2 separate regions of the Mus musculus genome follow, and region 2 is linked to region 1. Evidence: chromatin loops called from intact Hi-C (ENCODE). Cell type or tissue: left cerebral cortex. All regions are shown on one strand.

Evidence for each region. Peaks named below come from ENCODE experiments on the same cell type or tissue, not always from the same donor. Only the 100,000 strongest peaks of a DNase experiment are listed, where the experiment ranks them.
Region 2: it touches region 1 in a loop (4-fold over the local background); 2 of 42 quality-filtered maps call a loop at or near these places.

The regions. Positions count from the first base shown.
Region 1 is chr5:139,322,648-139,327,647 of GRCm38, forward strand. Adap1 (ArfGAP with dual PH domains 1) reads right to left here and starts at 2,817. Exons shown (of 11, transcript NM_172723.4): 1 at 2,634-2,817. The coding sequence starts at 2,715. In left cerebral cortex, CTCF peaks have their summits at 1,526 and 2,964; DNase peaks (open chromatin) are centred at 1,028, 1,669, 2,184, 2,981 and 2 more places; H3K4me3 peaks cover 3,340 bases; H3K27ac peaks cover 3,316 bases.
Region 2 is chr5:139,249,175-139,254,174 of GRCm38, forward strand. Sun1 (Sad1 and UNC84 domain containing 1) reads left to right here. Exons shown (of 23, transcript NM_024451.2): 23 at 1-665. Get4 (golgi to ER traffic protein 4) reads left to right here and starts at 3,150. Exons shown (of 9, transcript NM_026269.2): 1 at 3,150-3,445. The coding sequence starts at 3,291. In left cerebral cortex, no CTCF peak of the experiment used is centred here; DNase peaks (open chromatin) are centred at 823, 3,081, 3,528 and 4,241; H3K4me3 peaks cover 2,406 bases; H3K27ac peaks cover 2,262 bases.

The DNA of each region.
Region 1 (5,000 bases):
CCTCTTGCTGGCCCTAGGTTCATTCCCTTTGTCTGGGACCTCAAGAAGCTTGGATCGGCAGCCCAGGGGCAGTGTCAAGCGGCAGCTCTGGGCCTAATTAGAAGCAAGCACTTCCTTCCTCTCCCTTAGCCCTCCAGAGCTGCAGGTCAGGGCTCCTGAGAGTGCAGGTTTCACCAGCATCTAAGCAAGAACGAGTGATTCTAAAGTCGTCCAGGCCATCCAATGGCCAGATGCTTGCAGAGAGAACCTGCCACCTTCACGGACAGCTTGGGAGACGCACAACACACCCTCCCTCTCCTACAGCCTTTGGCAGGACAGGGATACCAATGGAGTCTTGAAAGAGAATGAGCTAAGCCCTGTCAGCACCCCACAATAGCTGAGGGTGAGTTATACACAGCCCTTGACAGGACAAAGACTCCAATGGAGTCTTCAGGAAAAGGGTCCTCCCTGTCAATAGCCCACTATACCTGGGGTGAGAAAATATCTGTGGTGGGTGATGGATGGACCCCAACGTCAAGATACAGACTGGGGTGAGGCTCACTGGGTGCTTTCCCACAGCCGGGTGAGACTGCTCAAGGCTGCCCTGGAGCCTTGATGGTCAGAGGTGACCTGGGCTTGCCATGATGTTCTGCTGTCTAAGAAGATGTCATTATTCCCCAAGGTACCCTTGATCCCCCTGGAGTGGTCAAGAACACCCATGAGCCAATCCAGAGGACCACATGGAACACACATGTCTCCCCACCTCAACAAGGCCACCACAAGACAGGAGACTCCAGAACAGCATCACAGAACACAGGAAGACCCAATTACCTACTAAGCACCGGGGGCCTGTGCGGACCTGCCATCGGAGTCACGAGGCAGGCGTTGTGGCTGAGCCCAGGAGCTAGGCAAAAATGGGAGGTTTGTATAGACAGTGCGTGTGGGCCCCGAGTGGGCATCAGGAAACCCAGGCAGCCTGTGGACACCCAAGTGAGTTCAAGCTGTTGAGGCCTCAGTTTCCCTGCTCATAAAATGGAAACAAGCCTCATACTTAATCTGCCTCGCAGGTGGGGGAGGGGGAGAAACAAGCTGTTATTATAAGGCAAGTCTGAAAATGGGCAGCTTGGCTTACAGCCAGCAAGGGCTGGGCCCCAAGAGGGCAGTAGCTGCGGCAGCCAGTGGCCTGGGACTGGCTAAAGGGCTGCTAGGACATTACATAGGTGAATGGTGTAGGGTGGTTCCTATTGAGCCTTCTGGAAGCCCCTTCTTCCTCCTGCTCAGGCCAGGAGGTCTAGGGAAAGTAAAAGCTGTTCTGGCTGGGTGGCCAAGGAATACGAGGTTAGGCCAGCTTCTCTCGTGGGGTTTGCTGCCCCCCCCCCACAAGTCAGGCTTGGAAGCTGGGCAACCCATCAGCCCTCCTTACAGGGGACTCCAGCATAGCCAGCTTTCCTAAACAAGTTGAAAGGCAGGTCTGAGAGAGGGAGGTGGGGAGAGTCCACTGAGCCAGGCCAGCTGGCAGCAGTACCACATAGCACCAGGGAGGCACCACCCCGCTGCACCACCGTCAGGGCCCTGCGGTGCCCCAAGAGACCAGGAAAGGGCTACTTCATCTTGCCTACTTCCCACTGAAGCTTGGTCAATGTCTCCTCCCAGGGACACCAGGGCCCCTGGGGTGGCATGCACTTACTATTGGCTAGCAGATTCTCAGCCTCAGGCTGGCACTCTTCAGCCCAGAGGCGGGGATGTGGGGGAGAGATGGGAAGGAGGTCCTATTTACAGACTGCAGGCTTTCCGCCTGCATCTCAGGGAGATAGAGTTAAGTCCCCAAGGAATTGATTCCTGGTATGTTCTGAGGGGTTCATGCTAGGGCCCCCTGATATCCCTGAAATGCCCTGTCCCCACCTGCATACCCAGATAGGATCGGCCTGGGAGGGCCAGCTCTCAGAGCCTGCCAGCTGGTCAGAGAACCCGGCCCTTTTTCCATAGCCAATCCTGAGCCCCTGTGTTCTGGCCCCTACAAATCCTTCCAAACCTGGAGCAACCAAGGGACAAAGTCTGGAAGATGTCTGACATATGCGTCTATGACTCCCACCTGTCCCCGACTGTCCTGATCCCAGAGAAGCTAGGTAGAGAGAGCCAAAGGCACATGGCCAGAATGTCCTCACAGGGCCACCCAAGGCTCTGCATCCTCCCCCAGCCTTGAGTCTGTACAAGACGGTGGCCCCAGGCAGGGATGCCATGACGTCATCTCCAGGTAGCTGGGAACCAGGTGGACCCCATACTCCCTGGCAGACACCCTGGGCTCACTGGCCGCTTTCCTTGCAAGCCAACCGCCCCTGCTGATTTCCTCTTTTTTTTTAATACCCCGAGACGCCAAGGTTTCGCAAGGCTGGGGAGGGGAGGCGGCTGCGGGTGACAGCGTGACACGCAGCCCGGCGGGGGAGGGGAGTCGGCGGCACAGGTCGCACGGAGCCCGCGAGGTGCCCTCCGGATGCTGCGCCTCACCACTGCCAGTCCCTGACGCCGGCAGGTGCACCCGGGCCGCGCCCCAACCCAGCCAGGACCCAGCGCGTGGCGCGTCCCCATCCCCCGCGCCCCCCACGCAGTCCTGTCCACCCGGCCGCACCCCGCGCCTCCGCCCGTCCCGCACCTACCCGGGGCTCCGCAGTCAGCGCAGCGCGTGTTCCCCGGCCGCGTCAGTAGCTCCAGCAGCGCCCGGCGCCGCTCCCCGGCCATGGCTGCGCGGCCACCGCGCCGTCCCGAGCACGCCCGCCCCGCTAGGGCCCCGCGCCGCGCGCCCGCCGCCCGCCTTGCGCCATCGCCACCGCTCAGCCCGCGCGCCGGCCCCGATCGTGTCGCCGCGCGGGGCCGCCCTGAGCGGAGCTGCGCGCGCGGGGACCGGGGAGTAACGCACGGCGCGCCCGGGACGGCGCGGCCCGCGGGCGGCCCCCAGCGGCGCGGACAGGGAGCGGCCTCTTGGAGAGCCCGGCCTCAACGGGTCCACCTGGGGCGGGGTCGCAGGGAACCCGCGCTGCGGAAGGATGGGCCACCCAACACGCAAGCGTGCCTGTTGGGTTGAAGCTGAGGTCGCGGGCAGCTCAGGCTAGCCCTACCTATGAATGACAAATTCCAGTACTAAAAGGATCGAAGGGCTCCACCCTCACACGTGTCCAAGTCTATAGTCTCATCTCCAAGAGATAGGACAAGAACTGGCCACACCCTTCCTGATCTCTGGCCCGCTCCCTCCCAGAGCCGGGTGTCTGCTTCTTTAACTGGCCCTAGCATTTCTTTTCAAATTCCATTTTCTCCATTATAAACGCAATAGTAGCCATTTAGAAGCCAATGGCCACACCCAACTGAGAAATGAAAGCCATCTCCAAAGCCTCCTGAGAGTCTACTCCTGCTAATATGTCACAGCCAGGGTGTTGGTTGCTCTATGATTTGGCCCCACAGTGTTCCCTGCCCCGCAAAGGCCCCTGGGTTAAGGGCACAGTCCCCACGGTGATGCTATAGTGTGGTCAGGGCTACTGGGAGGAAGTTAGGTTGTTGGGACCCTAGCCTCTTCGTTATGCTCTCTCTTGCTTCCTGGGGAGGAAGGGTCCGTTTTGTCCCACCACGTATGTCATGCTGCTTTACTGCACATTGTCTTTCTGAGTGTCTACTTTGATGTCATGAACGTTTGCAATCCTGGCCGACTCCACCTGGTGGCCCTCTGCTGAGGCTGTTGTCTTGCCAGGGGCATCTGTCCCTCCTGACCTGGCTGTCATGCCATTGCAGAACTTGTTTTGGGATCAGGAGACAGAACATGCAACCTGCCCCAATGCACATTTTGGAGGTCTTGAGGCCGGTGGCGCTGTAGGCTTGTTGTTTAACGGATCTAATGTTTTTCTCCTGAAGCCTACTGGAGCCTGGCTCCAGACCTGGCACACAGCAGGAGCTTGGAGAATGAAGCAAAATGCAGACTGCTGGGGGCTGGGGAAGTGGTTCAATGGATAGAGAGCTTACCCAGCATTCACCGAGCTGCGTATTGTGTCCTCGGCACCACAGAACCTAGGAGTACTGACGGATGCCTCTACTCTCAGTGCCCAGGAGGTCGAGGCAGGAGGATCCGCTGTTCAAGGCCATCCTCAGCTACACATCTAGTATGAGGAGAACAACCTGGACTATACGAGACCCAGTCTTTAAAAACAAACAAACAAACAAGCAACAAAAATACAGAATCAAGACAAAAATAGACTAATGGTAGTAGTTGTGTCCCAGGTCTCTAGTAATCCAGTCAGTCTCAGACTTGCAGCAATCCTGCCACCGTCTCTTGAGTGCTCAAATAACAAGCATGGAGTGCCACCTATGCTTTCTTATTCAACCCCCATTTTATAGTCAGGGAAACTGAGGCACACGTATGCATGACAGAACTAGAGTGACAGCAAACCCGAGAGACAAAGAGACACAGACCCCATCTCCCTAAAGAGAACAAATTGTCAGTGAGGAAGCTCCTTCCTGGGGCCAGACCGAGGCCTATCAAGGACAGCTCAAAGGCAGCAAGGCCTGAGCCTGCACCCTGCCGTCTCAGGCCTGTGTTGCTGCCAGCAAAGATGATTCACCCATCTGAGCTTTCCTCTTCTCTGCCCTTCCAGTCCTCTCCTCTGCTGTCCAGGTCTCGGCTGTAGACCCCAGCCCCAATACCCTAGCACTTCCCAGGCCTGGGTTGGGCATCTAACCAGAGGCCAGGCGTCTGCCTCCTCAGAGCATATGGCCACACTGGGTAGGAAGTGCCTCAGACGGCTGAGTGCCTCCTGCAGCACCCAGTGAGTGCAGGAACTTACACACAGTAGGTCTTCAAGCAGCTGCCACCAGAGGCTCAGAGGCTGGGAACTGAGCCCAGAGCTGTTGAAAGTCAGGATGGCCACTCCAGCCTAGTAGCTGGTCTCTAAGGACCAGTGACAGCCCCCTGCCTCCCCTCTCCACTGCCTGCTTGTGCTGTGAAACCCTGAGTAAGGAATTGTGCAAGGACCCAGAAGTCC
Region 2 (5,000 bases), 73 kb before region 1:
GGGGAACACTAAGGTGGTGCTAGTGGCTGCCACTCTTGGTCTTTATCACAGCAGCATTCTGTGCTGCCCTTGGGTTTGCCTCTACACCATTATCAGCCCTTCTCACTGATTCAAATTTGGGTATATTTAATATTTAGACTTTTGTGAGTAGACTTTATAACTGATACATCATCTGGACACTTAAAAGTGTTTAGATGTCTTACCTAAAGAATTGTTAAGTTTCATTGGTTAGACAGCCTTGGCAGAATACAAAGCTCACCTGCTGGGGCTCAGAGTTCTGGGATTTCTCGCATGTTGCAAGCAGCCCTTAAGACAGTGGCCCAAAGCACATCCCACTCCATAGGGTTAGAGCCACTGCCTGTGTGGCCAGGTTGTGTGGGATGCACACATTTTGCATACTCAAGGTTACATGCAGAAGTCAGAATTTCCTATATTAAACTAAATTGGGGAATTGGGGGTGGAGATATTTCAAATATTTATTTTTAAAGATGCAAGATAGGACTTTGTGCAATGTATTTTTGTAAATGCTTTTCAAAACACTTGTCTTTGGTAGTGCTTCTACTGCCACTAAATTAAGATGCTATTGAGATGTTTAAATAAAAGAGTTAATTTTTAAAAGTGCATGTGCGATTTCAAGTGATTAATAAAAGTGTGTATTTCTTTTCTTGGCTTGTCTTATCTCTGCCCATGTGAATGGGAGGGATTGCTAGGTTGTGTGCTTGAAGAGTTCCTGCTAAGTCCTGCAGGCACTGCCACTGTCACTCAAGCCTCCGCCAGCCTCTTCCTGCTTAGAGGAATCCGCTCAGAGACATTCCAGTCAGGCTCAAAGGAAGTGGGCCCAGAGGCTTTGGGTCTGGATGTGGTCACAAGGCCCTGAGCTCAGCTTCCAGAGCCAGAGCACCTTTCTACTACAGCCTGCCGAATATATTTTTGGAGCATTTTTCATACCTTTTAACAGCTCTGGTTCCTACCATGTATACAGAAGTGTCACGTTGATTTAAGCATCCTCAGTTCATAGGCTTTCCTTTACTTTTTTTCCCTCTCACCCTAAGACAAGGTTTCTCTGTTTAACCCTGGCTCTTATATCTTAGAACTCACTCTGTAGACCAGGCTGGACTCGACGTCCAATCTGCTTGCCTCTGCCTGAGTGCTGAGCCCACACCATGCAGCTGTTTCTCTGTCTCTTTCTCTCTCTCTCTTTTTAAAGATTAATTTTATGTATATGAGTACACTGTAGCTGTCTTTAGACACACCAAAAGAGGGCATCAGATCCCATTACAGAAAGTTGTGAGTCACCATGTGGTTGCTGGGAATTGGACTCAAGACCTCTGGGAGAGCAGTAGGTGCTCTTAACCACTGAGCCATCTTTCCAGCCCCTAGCTGTTTCTGTTTTAAAGAGAAGCCTGTTACTAGGGCTTTGCTCTCTTGAGGACCTGCTAAACATCTTGAGAGAATTCCAGCCAGGAGGGTAGTGCTCACCTTTAATCCCAGCACTCAGGAGGCAAAGGCAGGTGGACCACTGTAAGTTCAAGACTAGACTGTTCTACATAGCAAGTTGCAGAACACTCAAACAGAGCAATATAATAGGCCCTATCTAGGAGGGGAAAAAGTTCCAAAAAGAATTTATGACAAACTGTACTACACTGTCCCATCCAGACAAGTCATCCCCTGGTCGGACACTCATGCAGCATGAATCACTTGCCCCTTTGTTACTAGGTGTCTGGATCATCAGGTAGAATGCTGTATCCAAGTGGTCCTTCCTTATGTGGTAGTGCCCACAGAGCATCATCCCTCTTCACAGAAGGGTGAGCACGGTACTGTCAGAGTGTTGGGAACCAGCAAAAGACATTTATTCTAAGTACTACCATCTTGTTTTCAGGCTCCATTTAATCATATCAAGAAACCAAGCTCCCAGGCCCTAGGGGAGCTAGGGACTTCCCAATAGCTTACTTTGAACAGCTTCTGTTGTAAGGAAATAGTTGTCTTGAGTCCAGACATCTCGAGGACAACTTCATCTTGCTGGCAGGGTCAAACTAATGTTTATGTTTCCAGGCCTAGGAACCAACCTATCCTGATACAGTGGGAACGCCCTTGTCCAACCCCTTACGACGGATTATGATTAGACAGTGCTACAGCCTGCCCACCCACCTCCCCCTTTCTCTATATTTTCATCCTTTAGGCTGTACAGTATTCCCTCAGGGTTTTACTTCAGCTTCATCTGCTCTGCGGCCCTGACCAATAGCGGCTTGATTACCTGCGTTGACCTGGTGTCTTGAGTTATGTTGGTTTTAGGTTGGATTTAAGCGGACCCCACAGCAAGAGATCATGTTTACAGACTCCTTAATCTGTTACCATGCTTTCTGCTTGCACATGGGTGTGGTGCAGAAAATGCTAGTCCAGCTGGCCCGGGTGCAGGCATAAAAAGTAGGTAAGTTGAGGCAGGAGAGTCACAAGTTCAAGGGCCAGAGTAAATGGAAGGCTGAGAGTGTGTAGCTGACAGAAATGAACGCCCTGAACTTCATCTCCAGCATCCAAACTCATTATTTAAGGATATGTGTAGGGTTTTGTAACCTGAGTTTTGGATGCTGTCAGAGGACAACTCTGACCCTGGCCAGCACCTCCCATCCTCCCCCAATTAATCATGACCTTCCTCCCTTCTCTGCTGTCACCTGCTCCAACCACAGCCAGGTCTTCTTGGAGACATTACAGGTTCTAGCCTGAGCATACTGCCCTGTCCCAGATGTCACTAAGGATGACTGCCACCTGGAGGGGCACTCCCCGGGCAGGTGTGAGACAGGTCAAAGCTTCTAAAATGTGTCTGGTTCATCCATGCGCTAAGGGTAACTTCAGGGGGCGCGCGAATAAGACGCCTCATCGCTGAGTCTTCTGCCTCAGTTTACTTGCGCAGCCTACGTGGCTGATTACATTGTGCAGTGATGACACTAAGCTGGGGACAGCTCAGCGTGTAGTCCCGCCCAAGACCTCGGTCCCGCCCACTCTCGCAAGACTACAAACAAGTTCCCGCGATAGTCTGAGAGCCCCACCCCGTCGGCTTTTCCTGGCCTGTGTTCTCAGGGTCCTTCTCAGACCCCCCCTCAGGGGCGTGTCCTCGCGCGGCTCCCGCGATCCCGGCAGGCTCCGCCTCGATCACGTGCGGCCCGCGGCGCGCCCGCCCTCGCACGGCTCCTCGCGGCCACCGTAGAAGGAGTGCGGCGGCCGCAGGGACGGAAGCCGGGAGGCGCCGCCGACCGCGCCTGCGACAGCGTCAGCTCTGCGCGGAACGCCGGCCCATGGCGGCGGCGGCGGCGATGGCAGAGCAGGAGGGCGCCCGCAACGGCGCCCGCAACCGCGGCGGCGTCCAGCGCGTGGAGGGCAAGCTGCGTGCTAGCGTCGAGAAGGGCGACTACTACGAGGCGCACCAGATGTACCGGACCCTCTTCTTCAGGTGGGCGCGGGTGGCGGCTTAGCGCCGAGGCCCCACCTCCGCTGTTGCTCATTGGCTGCGCTGCGGCGCCCCGCACCCTCATTGGTTTATGCGGCTGCCTGTCGCGGAGCAGAGCGGGGGCGGCGGGCTTGTACTACTCGGCAGGGCCTCCTCTTCTCTGCCTGGTTCCCCCTCCTCCTCTCTCGGCCTCGTCTTTCTGAGTCCCTGCCTTACTCTCAGAGCTGCCCTTCCCCCGTCCTTCCTTCCTTCCTTTTCCCAGGCCTCCTTCCCCAGCCAACTTCTTCTCAGGCCTCCCCTTCCCTGGACTCAGTTTTATCACTAGCCTCTCTCCTCTTCACTTAGGCCTCCTCCCTCTTACAGGCCTCTCTTCCCGCCACTCCTTCTCTATCACACCCTCTTCCTCGCCTGGCCTCCCTTTCTCTGAAGGCTTCCGCTGGTTGGCGAGTCCTGTTGTCAGAGTAGTCTCACCTAGTCCTCCCTTCTGTGGCCAGTGATTGGAATTGCACAGCCGGCTAAAGTGTGGTCAGATGCTGACACCGTGGGCCAGCCTGTGGCCATCTGTATTCCTGCCTCTGTGCATCTGCCAGCTGATAATTCCTACGTAGAACTTTATTCCTGACTACAGGACATCAGCATTTCTGCTCCATGTCCGTAGTGTGGGTTTGGCCCCTGTGCCCCTTAGACCTACTTTTCGTTTTAAAATACGTTTTGTTTTAGGGCAATTTTAGGCCTTCAGTAAAAGGAGTGGAAAGTGGTTATCTTGTACCAGTTGCACATTATCATCCACCCATTACTGTCACCTAGGGCCCACGTGCTGTGGAACTCCTCCTACAGTCACTCCCTCTAGCTTGATCTGAGCACGGTGTGTTCTGTGGGCTGGATAAAGCTGCCATGACAGTGGATGACACTGTACACAGTGGCCTCACTGCCTTGAAGCCCTGTTGGGGGCTGAAGAATCAGTGCTCTGGGAACCCTCTGGCTCGTGAGTGATACTTGTTTACATCTGAGGACAATTCCCACTTCCCACATGCCCAGATTGAGCCTGGCAAGTAGCCAGGTGGACATGGGAGGGAGGGGCATGGTTAAGGCCACACGCAGTAGTTAGCAAGCCATCAGGGACCAGCCTTGCAGTATTTCCCTCCGTAAGTGCTCAGTCCAGGGGGTTGGCAGGTGTGGGATGAGCCTTGGCGTCCTTGGTGTCAAAGACTTCCTGTTTTCTTTACCTATTGGGCGCCCTGGATTTGGAGCAGCGGGGTTTAGTCAGCTTATCGAAACATTAGCCCTTGCTCTAATCACAGGTTACCTGAAGGGCAGCCTTGTTGGGGAATTTTTCTGTAAACTAGACACTATAAATACAAACCAGTCTGGCGACATCTAGTTTCATCACAGTGTCCCTAGTGCCTTTAAAAACAAAAACTAAAACACTCTTAATTATATTAATTATATTGGGAAGGCACTTGCTGTATTCTTTAGATAAAAATCTGTAGCCACGTGTGGTGGCACACACCTTTAATCCCAACACTCAAGAGGCAAAGGCAAGCCGATCTCTTGTGAG